2 separate regions of the Homo sapiens genome follow, and region 1 is linked to region 2. A link is a loop called in an ENCODE intact Hi-C map of the cell type or tissue named here. Cell type or tissue: heart left ventricle. All regions are shown on one strand. Each heading gives the region's core, and the rest is flanking DNA. Links, peaks and the distances in the headings are about the cores only.

The links. Peaks named below come from ENCODE experiments on the same cell type or tissue, not always from the same donor. Only the 100,000 strongest peaks of a DNase experiment are listed, where the experiment ranks them.
Region 1: it touches region 2 in a loop (5-fold over the local background); 3 of 110 quality-filtered maps call a loop at or near these places.

Annotation. Positions count from the first base shown.
Region 1 is chr1:112,240,403-112,249,241 of GRCh38, reverse strand. The region is part of intron 1 of LINC02884 (long intergenic non-protein coding RNA 2884); the gene reads left to right. Among named protein-coding and RNA genes, the nearest start is that of LINC02884, 120 kb to the left of the region's middle. In heart left ventricle, for the core only: no CTCF peak of the experiment used is centred there; no DNase peak of the experiment used is centred there.
Region 2 is chr1:112,139,343-112,148,167 of GRCh38, reverse strand. No RefSeq gene overlaps it. Among named protein-coding and RNA genes, the nearest start is that of LINC01750, 150 kb to the right of the region's middle. In heart left ventricle, for the core only: no CTCF peak of the experiment used is centred there; a DNase peak (open chromatin) is centred at 4,167; H3K27ac peaks cover 1,016 bases.

The DNA of each region.
Region 1 (8,839 bases), core at 551-8,550, 100 kb before region 2:
CCAGTTAGCCCCTTGTTGAGAGGCTCCTGAGTGCCCAGCCCTGCCCTGGGCTTGGTACTTGCTCCCAGAACTTGACAAGCATCCCTCTGAAAGGGGTAACACTGATCAGGAATGCAAGAGCCCTGGGTCCAGCCAGAGTTCTGCCTTGAACCAACCACATGACTTTGGTCCAGCTGGCCTTCTGGCCTCAGTTCCTCACCTATAGAATGAAAGGTTTGGACCACACAATCTGTAAGGTCCCTTCCAGCACAGACACTCTTCTCTCCAATTCTTTGCCACAGAGGAGGGGATGGAGGACGGCCTGGTGGTTGAGAGCCAGGGTAAATGCAGAGAGAAATCGGAGAGAGAGAGTACAAAGAGATGAGTTAGATGCAGTAGAGATGATGGATTGAGGGTTGAGGACTGTGTACAGACTCAGAAAACTCAGTCTGCATAGCACATGATGCTGGCTCTGCAGCTGAGGCTCCTGGAGGGCTGAGAGGACAGCAGGGGAAGGGGAGTGAGTCCCATTGTGACCTGAGTACTGATCAGCCTGGTGCTAGATCTCTCAAACTAGAAGAGCAGGCCCAGCTTCATTCAGACCCAGGCCGAACTGTCTGAGCTGCCCTTCTCCAGCTCATGCCTCTGTATCTGGACATGCTGTGGGGAGTGAGGGTAGAGAAAAGGAGAGGAGGGTAGTCAGAAACCCTTTCAGAAGCAGTGCCTCAGTGTCCTTCTTCTTTTGGGGTCTAGGGCAGCTTCAAGTGGGCTCCAGATCTAAAGCCTGCTGATTGTCCATGAGCGGCCTGTGGCAGGGCAGCCCGAGGCAGAGAAAGAGACTAGGCTCAGAGGCAGAGGCTGAGCAGAGGCTGCAGGATGGGCCTGAGCCTAGTGTCAGTGGTGCACCTGACCCAAGGCATCTGTGGACACTTGGCTGTCTATGATCCAAGGCCTGGGCTGGACGGGCCTCAGAGGGTGTGTGTGAAAACACTGGGAGACACTTCAAAGCCCTTGCTATAAACAATGTGAAAAGAAAATCACCATTGTTAACCTTCAAGCCTGGACTCCTGAGCTCCTCTGTCTCCCTCAAGTGGGTTGGCCCCATGCCCTTAGGCAGAATGCAGAAGGCAGCAGCTCCTGTCTCTGAGAGTTTTCGTTCTGGGGTTTCCTCCAAAATTTTGGGCTGGATATCCCTTTGCAGATGAAGCAACTGAGCTTGTCCCACTGAAATGAGTGGCTCAGGGGATTGGTTAAAAGCAGGGACTTGGGAGTCACAAGGACTTTGGTTTGAATCCCAGATCACCCACTTATTAGCTGGGTGACTTAAGGCGATTTCCTTATAATAGGAGACTCATCCTCTCATCTGAAAAATGAGGACAAAACTAATATCCTCCTCATAAAGCTGTTGTGAGGATTAAATGGATCATCTATGTAAAGAGCTTAGCACAGTATCCGGTTCATAATAAGAGGCTGTTAATACTACTGCTACTACTACTATTATTATTATTATTAAGTTCCTGGCAGAGCCAGACCTAGAATTCAGGTCACCTTACTCTAGGTAAGTGCTATTCTGTAACTTCACCTTGGCCTGAGCTGTTTTGGGTTCCTCAGAGGCAGGGCGATGATTGAGATGAACTCTGGACCTTTGAGCTTCAGAGCAGTTCTCCTGGTGTCTGCACTCAACTCTACCTGGGTAGTTCTATATCCCCTACTTCCATTTCCCCACCTCTCAGAGCCATATATGAGTGGGCTGAAGGCCTTCTGACCTCCCCTTTCACACATGGCAGCTGCCTCTCACTGGGCACACCTGAGTCTTTCTCCTGACCTGCTGTTTGTTCTGGGCCATTGAGGGCTGTTTGCTTTCCTAAGCCAAGCTGCCAATGGCCAATTTTCCATGAATCATAATCGCCTTACCCCATTAGGCAGGATAATTAAGATAGGATGGTGGGCCGTTTGCTCAGCACACACAGGAATCAACAGCTGTCCTGGCTCTCCAGAGAACCCCAGTATCTGTCCACAGCTGCAGCTGCCTCTCTCCCCATGAAACCTGGCATCATTCCCCCACCCTGGGGGATTGGAGGGGGTGGCAAACTGTCTACAGTCCCTGGGGTCCTTCAGGGAATTCCACAAGGTATTACTGAGCACAATTGCAGGAGATGAGCTGCCCAGTTTGCTGAGAGCTGGTTGTAACTAACATTTACTGGTATTAATTTACATCCATTGAATACCTCCTGTGTGCCAGGCCCCATGCTAAACATATTACATAGATGATCTCATTTAATCCTCACAACAGCCTTCTAACATTGCTATTGTTATTAACCCCAATTTACAGATGAGAAAACTGAGGCTGTCAGAGGTTAAATAAAGTACTCAAAGATAGAGCTGGGATTTGAATTTTGGCAGTCTGACTCCAGAGTCTACGCTCTTAATTGCCTCTTCTTTGTCTATGTGTAGGAAGTACAAATGTTAAATAGTTTTTCTTCTTTTTCACCATTTTCCTAAATAGTATTTTTATCTACAAATTCCATTCAGGCAACTCCTGCCTTGGAGGGCATGGTGCTGAAACCTTGGTTATTCTGTAATTAACAGAAGGTTACAGATCCCCTAGCTCCTTGGTTATATCCTGAAGACAGTTAAATGAAGAAAGCTAAAAATGTTGAAGGAAAAATAATACTGTGTTATGAAACCAAAGAGAAATCACTTCGAGGTATGTGTTGTTTTTGGATTATCCATCAATGTGGATAATCAAGAGCTGACTATATTTTTATGCACAACTTAATCTGCACCTTCTAAACAACTTCTGCAGTACAATTTTGGACAACAAATTGTTTCAGATGAGAGATTCTTGCTCCTCCTTGAAAACCATTCTTCATTTAGAATTATCCTCGCTGCCAGCCATCAGGGCTGACAAGAAAGCAGAGACTTAAGCTGTTGCTACAAATCCTGGCCCTTGGCTGTCCCTCATTTGCTCATCACAGATTCTCTTTGTATCTCCTCCTTCAGGAGATGTCCTGAGCAGGGAGGAGGAGCTGGTGCAGCATTATGGCAGGCTTCAAAGCTTTGCACGAGTCTTCCTTTCATCCTCCTGGAGGCATTTGCTTATTTGAGGAGCCCTTAGCCAATTCTGGAAATGGGGTCAGTTCAGGGGGGGCCTCAGAACAGCTGGGATCGAACCAGCAGCTTATTCTTCAGGCAGAGCTCCCTGGTGTGAGACCACACCAGGAGGGCCTGGCCACCTGCTGTTGTTTCCTTGAGCCCAGGCAGCCTGTGGGTAATAGGGCCATTTCTCCAGGAAAAAGAAAGTGGAAAGTGCGATGGGCACCTATGCCAAAGCAGACTTGGAGTTTGGCATCCTGTAGACCTTGATTTACGTAATTGATCTTTTTACAGCTCCTGGAAGAGGGAGCTATCTCTCCTAACTATGGGTGAAGAAACTGAAGCTTGAGGAGGTTGCCACTTTCCCAAGGTCACACAGCTTGTCAGTGGTCTATTTGGGATTTGAACTCCAGTGCAATGCCAGAATCCTTGTTCTTTACTTCTGTGGGGCACCACTTCTCTGCACCTGCCATTTGGTCTTCATTTGGGAGGCTTCCTTTAGATCCAGTTCCAGGCAAAACTGTGATTCCTCTTTTCTTGGATTGGACTGGCAGGTGCCCCTCAACTTCATGGAAGTGAAGAAAATTGTATCAGAAACATTATAAAACCATCTTCAAAAGAAGATGAAATTAGCTGGGCAACTTTGAAGCATAAGGTGTGTTTATTCTTCAAAGTTGCATGGTACAAGAAAAGTCAAAAAACTTTTGTCATGTAGAAAATACAAAAAGTAAAGTGTGCTTTGGTGTCACTTGGCTGATAATTTTCAATACTATCACGTCTACACAGCTTGTAGTCTGCCCTTGTGCCCATGCAGCTTTGCTCTTTTGTAATAGCAAATACTAATAATAGCAAGCACATATATAGCACTTGTAATGCGCCTGTGGCTGACTGTTCTAAGAGCACTTGCTTTGTAACTTACTAGCTTCATAACTAACTTAGTCTCCACCACAAACCCATGAGACAGATACTATTATCATCCTCAATTTACAGAATTTACAGGTGAGGAAAGTGAAGCACAGAGCAGTTAAGTAACTTCAAGGTCATGCAGCAAGTAAGGGGCAGAAGTGGGATTTGAACTTGGGCACTGCGATTCCAGAGTCTGTGTTCTTAACCATGCTTATATAAACTCTTCGTCAGCTTTGTATCACTTCAGTGCACAAGTTTCTTGCTCTGCTTTGGTGGTGTATTCTGTTGGGTGCGACCCTTCAGCTGGGGTCCCTCGCTTGGATATTGTACTCTGCACTTAGCATTTCTGTCTGAAGGCAGCTGTTGTATTGATGATGGAGCTGTGCGCCCCAGGGGCCTTGGCTTTTCCTTCTCCCTGTGTGCAGCCCAGTGCTGCATCTTGCCAGGACCTTGCATGCTTGCCCCTCTACTCAGGAGGAACACTTGCTTCTTTGATAAATGCATTTTGGCCGCACATCCTGTGCTGGCTCTTGTCTAAGCGTTAAGAGGTGTGGAAGCAACACAAAGCCCACTGGGGACCTCTCCTCTCTCCTGTACCCTCTGCCCAGCTCCATCCTTTTCCAGAAGTCAAGGAAAATCGAAGATCCAGGGCAACCTTGAAGGGAAAAGTGATCACAAAGCAGCAGCCTGAGGCAGTTGTGGGCAGGGAGACAGCAGCCCCAGCCTTTGGTTGCAGTGAGCGGCTGGATGTGCTAAGGAGTCCCCAGGCAGCTGGGGACCCCAAGTCTCTGCAGCCTCAGCTCTGGCTAGACAATGTGCTTCTAGAGAGTGGGCCCCAAATCTGAATCATTTCTGGGCCTTTCAATGTGTCTAGCACAGAGCAGACCTTTAGTAACCATGTTCTGGATGAGCGAATTTGCCCCTTAGTCACTGTTTGGTGCTCAGGATTTCTCAGGGAGTCTTGGGGCCTGCATTAGCCACAGTCTCCAAAAGAAAATGGGTTCATCTCAGATGGTTCATCCCAGATGGTTAAAATGAAGAGGACTTAACTTAGGAATGATTTACAGAAGTGAGGGCAGCATGGAGGGAAAACAAGAAATGGCGAGGCACCTAGAGACAAGCTGCACTATCCCTAAGGCTGGAGAGATGGGACTGAAGTGGGGTAGAGAATGGTGCCCCTGGAGCAACTGTGCAAAGGAGGCCACTCTGCAGGAGCTACAGCCATGCAGGGATAGAGCCAGAGACGTGGCCCTGAAACAGGCAGGGTATAGGGAAGAAATGCCCTGACTTTTCTCTCTTCCCATATTCTGAACTCTGCCAGCTGTTCCTGCTTTGGCCCCCCTACAAACCCTACTGGATGCACAGCAAGGGAGCCTGGTGAGACAGTCCTCTGGTGTCAGCCTCCTGGGGCCTGAAGGGTGGAGAAAGGATGGGGAGAGGGATCAGGATATGGTCCTTCCTGTCTCTCCTGTCCACGCCCACTGACCACTGGCAGGAGGCCTTTCACTTCTCCTCTGCAGGAGGATGATTCTAGGAGCAGCCAGATCCTGGGGGCTTGGCCTGCTTTGGAGGAATCAATCCCTCCCTCTCCTCTCCTTTCTCCCTCCTTCCTTCATGCTCTTCTTTTCTCTTGCCCTTCATTTAGACTCCACATTTTACAGGCGTTACTTGTCCCTCTGACTCTGGGCACCCAGGCACTGCTTCTCTCGTCTCCTCCTTCTCAGCCTTTCTTTCCCATCTTCCGGTTCACTGAAAGAACCTTGGCTGCTAGGCCAGCCCTGGACCAGCCCAGAGCCAGGGGTAGCTTCTGAGCCAGGGATGGGAAGTTGCTACAAGCCAGAGTGTGTGGCAGCCTGGATGGTCAGGCTCTCTGCTCAGCTTCCCACTCCCCCAAACCAAAGCCACAGGCCTCTGGGTAGCAAGTAACCACCTGTGTTGCTGAGCACCACAGCTCTGGGCCCTTCTCCTCCACTATGGAAGAGGAAAGCAAGTGGTTCTGTATGTCTACAGATTTTTCTCAAAGAGAATTTTGCTGGGGAGTGGGCAGGGGAGGGGCCAGAGTAGAGCCATAGCATATATCTCTTTGTAGCCTAGGAAGAAGTTGAGCAAAAGAACCACTTTTCCAGTGGCTAGCCCGGTGGGGCTTCCATTGCTTTGTTCATTCGTTTGTAAATGTTTCTGGAGCACCTACTATGTGTCTACCACTGTGCCAGACCCTGAGGATTCAGAGATGGCTGTTGCTTCTGACGGGCGATGGCCCTGTTTAGTGCCTGTGGGTGTATTTTGCCAACTTGAGCTCATTCTAATGTGTACCATACAGGCTCTTACTGATATCAGGTGATGGGACTCAGCCTGCAGTCAGCCAGATTTTGTGCATGTGGGTAAAGAGAAGCAGGAGAGAAATTTCCTATTTCCTAGAAATTGTGTGACTCTGGACAAGCCACCTAGCTTCTCTCTGTGGCTTCTCTATCTGTGTGAAAGGTATACCTTTCCTTTGAGGAATTATAACTTTCCCATCCCATGGGGCTGTCAATCATGAGGCTTTGCCTCCTACATTGGAGGGCACTTGACACAGGCTGGCCAACCAGAGTACCCCATTCATCCATCTTGCACAATGATTCCTCTCAATGTAGGCATGGAATCCTGCCGGTGTCAGTGGGTTTTCTTCGACTGTTTCCCCACCTCCCAAACCGGCCTTTCTTAGTCGTCCTTATCTGAGTTGATGATAATTCTAGCATTCCTATTGCTCAGGCTCGAAATCTTGTAATCATTCTGGACACTTTTCTGTCAATCCACATCCCAGTCATTATTAAGTCATTTTGGCTCTATTTCAAAACATGCTCCAAATCTTACCACTGTCCCACTCTGGTGGAAGCCACCATGATCTCTGCCTGGGTTACTACAATAGTCTGCTAGCATCAGTCACGCCCCCTACAGTCAAGTCAGTTCCAGGAGCCAGTGTGAGTTTGTTGTTGTTGTTGTTGTTGTTGTTGTTGTTGTTGTTTTTGAGACGAAGTCTTGCTCTGTCGCCCAGGCTGGAGTGCAGTGGCACGATCTCGGCTCACTGCAACCTCCGCCTCCCAGGTTCAAGAGATTCTCCTGCCTCAGCCTCCCGAGTAGCTGTGATTACAGGCGCCTGCCACCACGCCTGGCTAAATTTTTGTATTTTCAGTAGAGACGGGGTTTCACCGTGTTAGCCAGGATGGTTTCGCTCTCCTGACCTCGTGATCCGCCCGCCCCGGCCTCCCAAAGTGCTGGGATTACAGGTGTGAGCCACCGTGCCACGTCTATTGTGAGCTTTTTAAAATGCATGTCAGGTCATGTCATTTCTCTGCCTCAAACTCTTCAGTGACAACCCATTTCCCTTTCTATGTGGCCAAAGGTATAATGCGCCTCCCAGTCACGCCCATTATTTCTCTGATCCTGTAATCTCTACTTCCTTCTCTCTCGCTCTGCTTAGTCACACTGATCCTTTCTTTGTGCATCCATCATGCCAGGCATACTTCCACTTCAGGCTCTGTGCATAGGCTGTTCCCTTTGCCTGAAATGCTCTTCCTCCACATACCTGCGTTGCACCCTCCTTTGCCTCCTTCAGCTCTTTGCTCCCATGCCAGCCACTTTCTCGGTGAGTTCTTCTCTACCCTCTACCTCCAATTTATAACATAACTCCTGGCACTCTTATCTCCCTTCCTTGTTTTATTTTCCTTGTGATTATCACTATGTTGCATACTATACATTTTACCTACTCATTTAGCTTTTTATTTGTTCTCCACCCTTCTTCCAATAGAACGTTTTATTCCATAAGAGCATGGGATTTACATTTGTTTTGTTTATGGCTGTATCCCTGGTGCCTGACCACGATAGGGGCTCCCTGCATCCTGTTGAAAGAATAAATAGACTTGACATATCGGCTCTGGGAGAGGGAGTCTCTGCTCCCTGCTCAGAATGAGGGCTTGGGGCTGTTCTCTCTCCCACTGTGTGGAGAGCACCTCCCTGAGTGTGTGTTCCCAGGCACAAGGAACGCAGATGGAGGCATCAAGTCCTCAAGACACAGCATGTCCTCCTGGACCTGGCCAGCTCCACCCTGGCTTCCCAATCCCTCCAGAAACCTCCTCTTTGGCATAGCTGGTTTGAGTTTGGGTTGATCACTTTCAACTGAATGAACCCTGGCCAAAAAAGTCTTGGCCCTTGGGAATCATGAGAATTTAGCCAAGTGACAGGGTCAAGACACTTGGAACAGGAGCCTGGCATTGAGGCAAGCGTTGGTATACATTCTGTGGAGTTCTTTCACCCCAGACAGGCAGGGTAGAGTATTCTGGCTATGAAAGAACACTTCTGAGAGCAGAAACTAAACTTCTTCTGCTCTGCCCTATGCAAATCTACTAAAGACAGACCTTCTCTGTCTGTTACTCAGGGCCATACAGGAAAGAAAATGCAGGCTGGTAGTTCTCACCTGATTCCAGCCCCTTAAGCCTTCCAAGACCACTGCAAGTGACACAGGGAGGAGGTGCCCTAGGCACATGAAAGACCTTGACCATGATGTCTGAAAACCTAAGCCAGGATCTTGGCTCTGCTATCCCAGCTGCATGGCCTTGAGCACGTCTCTGCATCTCCTTGGCCTCAATTTTTCTCATCTGTAAGGTGAGAGGGATGAAATAAATTACTCTCAAAGTTCTTTTCCACATAACATTCAATGGAAGCAGTAGAGCATTATGGTTAAATACGTAGACTCTGGGGCCAGGCTGCCCAAGTTCAGTTCTATTGCTTACTGCAAGCTTAACTTCTGAGCCTCAGTTTCCTCATATTAAAATGGAATACAAAATGATACCTACCTCATGGGGTGGTTATAAGAATTAAA
Region 2 (8,825 bases), core at 1-8,000:
AAGCAATCACATCCTGTCCTGTAACTGTCATCTAGGATACTCAATCACAGCTAAATTTTATAGTTTTATTATCATTTGATTGATACCATTCTCCGAATGTAGGATGTGGTTTAGACAAAAATGGATACTCTTTTTGTTCATTTTTTTATTTTCCCTGTCTGGCACTAGGGCTTGCATTCCTAGGAGTTCAATAAAAATCTGTTACATGCATTAATGGCCCAGCTTGAGTTGGATCCATGCCTAGCCCCATCACCTGAAGCCACAGGGATTGGAACCTGAGACCAAATCTACACATCTACCATGAGCAACAGATACAAGACTGGGAAGCTACTGTATAAATTGGACACCATGCATGTTAGGAGTCTCACATTTGTAAAAGTCTGGGTATCTCTCTAGATTTCAGTGATGTATAAAACAGTCAATATGAGAATAAAAAGAACACAATGGAAAGTGTGCTATAAGAAAAGGGCTCACCATTCTTTATCTCCATTGGTATAATGAGGGCTTAGTTACTCATTCAACAGATATTTATTGAACACCTACTCTAGCCTGGCAGATAGTAGAAATCTACGGCAAGCAGGATCTACATCAGAGCTATTTGGTATAATCCTGCTTCCACACCAATTCTGGGTCTCTCAAGATTTCCCAATTTGTCAGCCTGACAGTTAAAAATATTCTTCTTCCTGTGGGTATAAACTCATTTTCTTCTTGATTCTGAGGATCACCTATCTTTATCCAGTAACAATCTCCAATTAATAGAGCCCTGCTGGACCTCTAAGTTCCTGCCATCTGAGCAGTAGAGACAAAAGCAAAGCTGCCACTAACCCAAATCACAAACTAAAAACCCATCCCCCATAAGCCTTGCTTAGGGATGCTCTAGCAGTCTGGATGGAGGGTGCTTTCCACCAGGGCCCCTACACTTGCATGTTCTCAGAAGGCAGGCAGGGAAGGAAGGAGAAAGAGAGGGAGGGAGGGAGGGAGTGAGAAGGAAGGAAGGAAGGAAGGAGGGAAGGAAGGAAGGAAAGAAGGAAGGAAGGAGGGAGGAAAGGAGGGAGGGAAAGAAGGAAAGAAGGAAGGAGGGAAGGAAGGAGGGAGGGAGGGAGTGAGGGAAGGAAGGAAGGGGGAAAGAAGGAAGAAAGGAGGGAAGGAGGGAAGGAAGGAGGGAAAGAAGGAAGAAAGGAGGGTGGGAGGGAAGGAAGGAAGGAAGGAGGGAAAGAAGGAAGCCTTCTTTATTCCTGGCTCAGACCTCTGCTCACACTCCTAATTGTGATTCCTATGAAGTGAAGATGCTCAGAGCACCTGGCTTTTCTTTCCTACAATAGTGTCTCATTTATCTTCCCTGTCTGAGGTAAACATCTGTTGAACCAAATTGACAACAATAGGGGAGGTGTTATTGACATGGGGCAGGGTGCTTTGTGTATCCAGATGCTTAGAAGCCTAGTCCTGGGCAATTTTCCTGGATGATGGGGAAGAAATAGCCAAGGGGGGCAGGCTGTGTGATGGGCCACATGGAATTCTTAGTTACACAGCCCCTTGGTTCTTGCTGCTCCCCTTTGTGCTTGTCACTTTCCATTTGCCTTCCCTTTGTCTCAAGTCAATTCATATTACTCTTCCTATTGAGGCATGATGTTACCTGGTACCATTCCAATTCTGAAGCTGCCTGCATATTAATCTTGACAATGCACCTGTGGTTTCACTCATTCTTATTTTAGCTGCTAATCCAAACAGTCCCATCTGTGCTCTGTATCACCTTGCTTATATCAGAAGAAGAGTTGGGAGCAGGACATACTGATTCACACTTCCATTGACCATGGGCCAAGGTAAGCAATTTGTCAGGCATTTGATATGCTGGTAAGGGAGGCCACAAAATTGGTGCTCTGGGCCCACAGGAGTTTTACCTTTTGAGGCTACCTGGTTCCTTGGTCCCTCTAAGGGAATGTTTTCCAAGTGCTCACCTTGTGTCAGGGGTCTATTCACAGCTGACAGGGACCTGGCATCTGCCCCTTTGCACCCTTTTCTTGGAAAGTGTTTCTCAGTGGAAACATGGAATATCTAAGTGTGCACTTCCTGGAATGAGGGTGGAGGGTGGAGCAGGGCTTCCACAGACTCAGTGAATGTGAGTGTCTGGGAGTGGGGTACAAGTCTCTGATTTAACAAGCTCCCTAGGTAATTCTGATGCGATCCAAGTTTGACAACCACTTTGTTGAAAGCACTGATGCAGCATGATGAAGACCAGAGACTTCCCAATCTCAGCACTCTCGACATTTGGGGCTAGCAACTTTTCTTGTGGCGGGGGTTGGGGGGCTGTTAATGTAGAATGTTTAGCAGTGTTTCTGGCTCCTATCCACTAGAAGCCAGTATAGCAATCCCTCCCATAGTTATAATAGCCAAAACTATTTCCAGACATTGTCAAGGGTCCCTTGTGGGGCAAAACCACCCTCAGTTGAGAGCCACTGATGTAGAGGAGAGAGCAGAGAAGTTACAGTCAGACAAAAAGAGATTCAAATCTGGTCTCTCACTGACTCGCTGCAAAACTTCAGGCAATTTACTGCACCTCCCTAAGCCTCAGTTTCCTCATCTGTAATTTGAAGAAAATAATAATACCAACTTACAGGATTGCTGGGATTTCCAGTCAGTGATCAGCAAAGATAAATGTCTGTCTTCTCTGTTGGAGAGGATGGCAGCTCTGGATGACTGCATGATTGGGGGTTAGGTTGAAGGGCAGGAAACCTCTCCCTTCTGGGGACTAGGAGGCATCTGTGGGTGGCATAGAAGAGTTCATAAGCAAAAAGTGAATGCAGTTGTAGTCTTTGGGGGGAATCACGGAGGCCAGAGTGAAGAGGCAAAGCCAAAGGAACCTCGGATGTACCCAGGTGCCCACTGCTGACCTCCCTTCTCACTGGCTCTGGGGGTGGCAGCCATAAACCATCTCACTGCCTAAGTGTGCTCTGCAGCCTCACAATTTCTGTGACTCTGTAGCCTGCTGTGTGCCTCCCAAGTTACTGATGGACCTGCCAGCCTTGAGCGTCTGCCTGTGTTCCTTCTGCCCCATCCTCCCCCTGCCCAGCTGGGGCCACACAGCTTCAGACCCCAGGGTTCCTGAAGCCCCTGCCCCTGCCAGCCTGCAGTCTGTGGGGCACAGGAAGGCTGCATTGTCAGAAGTGTATTTTTAGCTTGCCTCCTGCTCTGAGCTGCCCCAGCCTCCTGATGCCTATTTTTAGCACCCAGCTGCATCTCCATGTTCAATGGGAAGGTGGAGAATGGCTCCTGACTGGCATGTTTCTTTGCTAGTCCAGCCAAGTTGGCACAGCTTCAGGCAAGATAATTAAGTAGTAAACTCTAGATTTCACAGTTCGAGCTTCACTGAGCCTATGGGGATCACCATTCAGGAGAGTTCATTTTCCCTGCACAAGATTTGAAAACCCTCTGACACCATAATGCCCCAAGTCTAAGCTTCCAGGAAATATTAAATAGCCAAGGAGAGAGATAGAGGAAGAAATGAAGGCTGAGACAAAGAGACCCAGAGAGCACAGAGGAGAGAGAGAGGAACTAAAAACAGAGACAAACTGACAAAGACCAAAGCAGAGAGAGATACTAAGAAAGGTTTAGTGATGGGTACACAGAGACAGAGGCACAGACCAAAAGAGAGCAGAATAAAAGAAAAGGAGAGAGAAGAGAGGACAGCCCCAACAGTTAATGCTTAGGGGAAACTTCCAGTGTGCCAGGCGGGGACCAGATCTCGTTATATACATTCTCTTTATGGTTTTACGCCCATAACACTTGATTGTCAGTATCATTTCTTAAGGGGGGGAAGGTGAGTAATTAAGTATCTTGCCCAGGATTACACTGGGATTGAGTGGTAGAGCAGGACTTGAGCCCATGCCTGACTTCAGAGCTCGCACTCAGACAGTGTGTGCAGCAGATGGCATGGCCACACATAGGAACCAGCAGAACCAGAATGGGGGATAGGGACAAGTACCTACTGCCACTGCAGAGACTGCTGAACCGTTTGAGGCTAATACCTTGTCTGTTTCCCTGGGAAGACAGCTCCAAAATGACACTATTGATCGAGGTGTCAATGCTGAATTACAACATTTCCCAAAATGTGTGTCATGCTGATAAGGTCCCTGTGCCACAGTCAAGGCTGCCAGACGTGCTTCATGCCAGAAACCACAGCGATCGCAGCCCAGCTGTTTTCACTGTTTGAAAATACCATCTCCCACCATGTCATTAAGCTAATTGAACAGGCCAACTTTTCTCAGGAAGGCGGTGATGGCAGGGGAGCAGGTAATAATAACTTTGGATTTGGCAATTGTCATTCACATCCTGACCGACCTCTGCCACCGTTCTTTTCTGGAACTACTAGATCCACCAGCCCCTGCCAAGGGCAGGGATGATAAATGCTATGCATGGGGAAGAATTATTCTTGCTAATGATCTCCGCCTTAGAAAACCTCAGCCCCTGATGAGACCCTCAGTTCATCTTTCTACATTTGTTGAGGCTTCAACCAACAGAGGCAACAAGAAAGCCATTTCCAGCAACAAGGGCCTGCCTGTGTCGACAGCAATCGTAAGTCATCCCTTCTGCTACTGGCTCTCACCCCTCCCACCCCCATGCAGCCATCCATCTCTATAAATCTCCTGAGCAGGTAGAAATTTATATAGGAACTGAGGCTGCCCCTGTCTGTTGGCCCCTCTGATTACCTCTGACACTTCCAGGAAGAGAACCATGGGATTATTATACTATATTATATTATAATATATTCCTAAATCAGAATCTATTAATAGGTTGGTGCTTCATAGGGAGATGTATACTGGGGGAGCAGAGAATGGAGACTGGATTCCCCACTTGTCCAAAGATGTGTTGGGGGACAGAGAATGTGGGGATCATTTTTGAGACCTGATGGGCTGGCAAAACAGCATTGTCATTTTTTGCTATCTTGGGACTCTTTGCAGACTTGCTTTCTCTTTTGAAAGGGGCAGATGCTTTCTAGAACACCTGCTCTTAGTGGGGTGACAGGGTACGTGGGAAGGCAGGATATGTGAATGCAGCAAACCAGTTGTTGAAATATTAAGCCACTTCCATGCTAGTTGGTAAATCGTATAAGTTATTGAGCCACCATTTGATGTTGAGCCGCCATTTGATGCTGCCCAGAGGTGGCCACAGTGGTGGATAATGAGGTCTGGGAACAGCGGGGAGCAGATCTGGGGACCTTGGGCCACTGCTGAGCTTACTGAGATCAATCATGGGGGTGTACACAGCCTTCGCCCCCTTCTCCAACGTAGCCCATTGTTGATGAGACATGGAAGAGGGCATAGGGTAGGCAGGGTTGGTGGTGGCATTGTTGGGGGACCTAAGACAGGTCCTCAGATTTAGGTCATGTGGTAAGCGTTGGCATCAGGTGCACATCCAACCATGGTGTGACTTCTGCACGAAGATCTGACCCTGGGGACCTCCGGACTAGCAAGTGAATAGGAAGGTTATTGGAAGAGCTGATGCAGTTCTCTATGTCCAGTCATAGACAGAGAGGGCCATCATTTAGCTAGTGACAACGGCATCAAACAAAAGATCACAACAGCTTTAAAAAAAATCAACAAATAGGATGCTATTGGAGTTGTTTGATGAATGACCTGCAGTACAGCTTGCACCACTTGGTAAGCTTAAGTTAAGCTTACCTTAACTTACCTTAACTTAAGGTAAGGTAAGTTTAAGTTAGAGAATAGATTTAAAGGGAACAGATTTAGAAATTCTTTATTGATATATTGACTTGTGTGCTGCTTTATATTACTATACTGGCTATTAAATATTTTGAATATTTAATGTTACCCTTGCCCAGATACAACCACCCTAACTACAGGAATAGTTTCATGGTCAAAATAACAGACCCAAGCCTGGTACCCTGATCCAGCAGCAGCGACCAGTGAGTGTCAGCATGACCATGCAGTAAGAGGTAAGGGCGAATGGTCAGAGTCAGAGAGGGCTTCCTGGAGAGAGGAATTTTAAGTCAGGCTTGGAAGGTCAGCAAGGACATTCTAGGACAGAACATTGTGTGCGTGGGGCATGGGGGAGCAGGAGTTTGGCACAAGACATCTCTCCCTCTTGCAGAGGACAAAGCTGGGAACATAGGGACCCTCAGGGCTTGCCAGTGATTGCACCAAACACTTGACCTCTGACAGCCCTTTGAAACCTGGGAAGAAAAAGCCGCCCTGGAATCCTTGAAAGGCTGGGAACAATTACAGTGGTTACCGCGACGGTGAAGGAAATAGGATGAGGGAGATAGTGAGAGAGTCTTAATTAATAGTTTCTTGTGGCTGTAGTCCTGCTTTGATCATGAGGCTGATATTTCCGCAGTCTATTACAAACTTCATTAAGTTTATTTGCCTGCCAGGCACCTGCCCCTTCTCCCGTGCTGTCCTGTCAAAGATAAATGGCTCCAGTGGCTCAGCTGATCCCTTCTAAGCTTTGCCTCAAACCGTGGGCTGCTGGAGGACACCTGAAGGGAAGCCACAGTGCAGGAGACCCAGAGGAAACCAACGCATCAGATGATCCTCCCAAGTCAGTCTTTTCCACCACGATGGAGAGACAGTGTTCATTGCCAGGTGACCAATGAGAACTGAATTCCAAGTGCTTATGCATTCCTGTGAGGTTCTTTCTAAAGTTGAAAGTGAGCCCATAATGTGGTCTCTGTGGGCTCCAGGCTGTATTCAGGCCAGTGAGTTGTATTGGGGAAATAATTTATCATGAGAATTGTGGAATGTCCGCCTTAAAAGGCATTGGAAAGGTCACCTCCAGCCACCCACCCACAGCTCCAATCTCTTCTGCATGAGTGATTGCAGACTACGCTTGAACTCCTCCAGTGACAGGGAGCTCATTATTCCAGAGGTAGCTCATTCCCTCCTCAGACAGCTCTGACTGAGCCCGAAATCTGTTCCTCTAACTTCAAACTTATGATCCTAATATTCTCAATGGAGTCAATAAGTTTAAAAAGATAACAACTAATTTATCTTCCACAAACTTCATCATATATTTGAAGACAGAGATTCTGTCTTCCCAGGAATTTTCTCTTTAATCTGGCTAAACATCTTCAATTTCTTTATGAATTCTTCATGTGACATAATTTATGTCACTTTAAGTATGTCATTCCCAGAATTGACAAAATACAGTCAGACCAGCATAGGAAAGAACAGGACTATCACCTCCTTTGTTTTAGATATTATGCTTCTACTAATGCAGCCAAAATCACAACCGCTTTTGTGTCAGCCACATTACTCTGTTAATGAAACTTCTGAGATTTAAACATGGGCCAAAAATAACAGACTATAAAGTGTGCTAGTTTATCAGCGCCAGGAAATGGCTTAATGTAATAGGTAATGATATTCTGTGTTATGGCTGCTGATAGCAGATCAAACCCTGAAAGCTCTGCCAATTTAGAGGATTGTGGCTCAGTAAACTGATGGTTATTTTTTCAAAGGTTTTAAATTATATTAATTAATCTATTAATTGATTATGTTTAAAAGACTGGTTTTAGAAATGTTTTGAATATGTTCAAACCCGAATTAACAGGTAACTTGTTTGTCATTAGGACAATCATCCAAATAATAAGCTATTAAATTCACATTAACATATAATAATTGTGTAAAGAATAGCTAAGCAATTAGTTAATATCTAATGTAATTCATAGTAAATTAGATGGCAAGACTTATTAAATGTCAATTAGCCATATTAGCTACTGACACCTAAGCAATTCAACATGCTAATGCTAATTAATTTCTTATTTCTTACAAGCTTAATGACTTAACACAATGTATTTACATATTTAGAGGTTCTTAAAGTCACCAGACATCCAGATATGAGTGGCTGTCTCTATGGTGGTTTGGGAAGGAGATTAGGGAAAATTGATTAGTGTTTTATTTGGGGCCTCTTCTCAGCATCCTTTCTTACTGTATTCCTCTTGGAGAATTTTATAGGGAGGAAGAGTATGTAAAGAGTGTATTGGGAGGTGATCCCAGGAGCACTATGAGGGAATGGGGAGTAAGTCAGAGAAGGGATGGAGCCCATAAAGCATGCCTTAATGGGCAGGTTGCTGCTGTGGGCAACCAAAGCTCTCTCTTTATAGGGACCCCCTAGAGATGAGGTGAAATGAGAGGCAGTGTCAGCTGCCTGAGGGACAAGAAAGCTACTGTTTTGTTTTTTGTTTTAATACCAGCTCCCATCCAGGAGTTAGTTCTGACTGTTTTGGTTAACTGAATTGACCCACTGCTCTTGTGCCATCTAAGTTCAATGTGGACATTCTTTGAAGGCATTCATTCATTTGGTCATTAACATGCTTAAAGCCCAAGCTGCCAGGAGCCCAAGACCGTGGTTGAGTTTCAGGAGCACTTTGAACCATGACCCCTGTGTGCTACCAGGACTCTTCATCCCTCCTTTACTCTCCGCTATCCCTGACTGGCTTTCTTCACACTTCAGAAACATGGTCTCGAGCTCCAGGCTTTACATCTTTAAGATACAAGCCACCAGGACAAAATGGCTCTGAAGTTCTCTCAGTCTCGGGAAGAGGACATGGGCTTACTTGGATCAGTTGCCCATATTCTGGACCAACACAGTGGCACGAGCACCTACTGTGTCATGCTTCCAAGAGAAGAGCTGCTGGGTGCTGGTCAGACAATCCCACTGAAGTCTGTGATACCTCCTTGGACTAGGCACTAGACTGGAGGTGGACCTGCACAGCTGAGCAGCAGTTATTCCCTCTACTCCTGTTGCTCACAGCCTAGTGACAGAGAGAAGCAGGGCAGTGGGACGGGTGTTCAGAGAGGTATCTCAGGGAG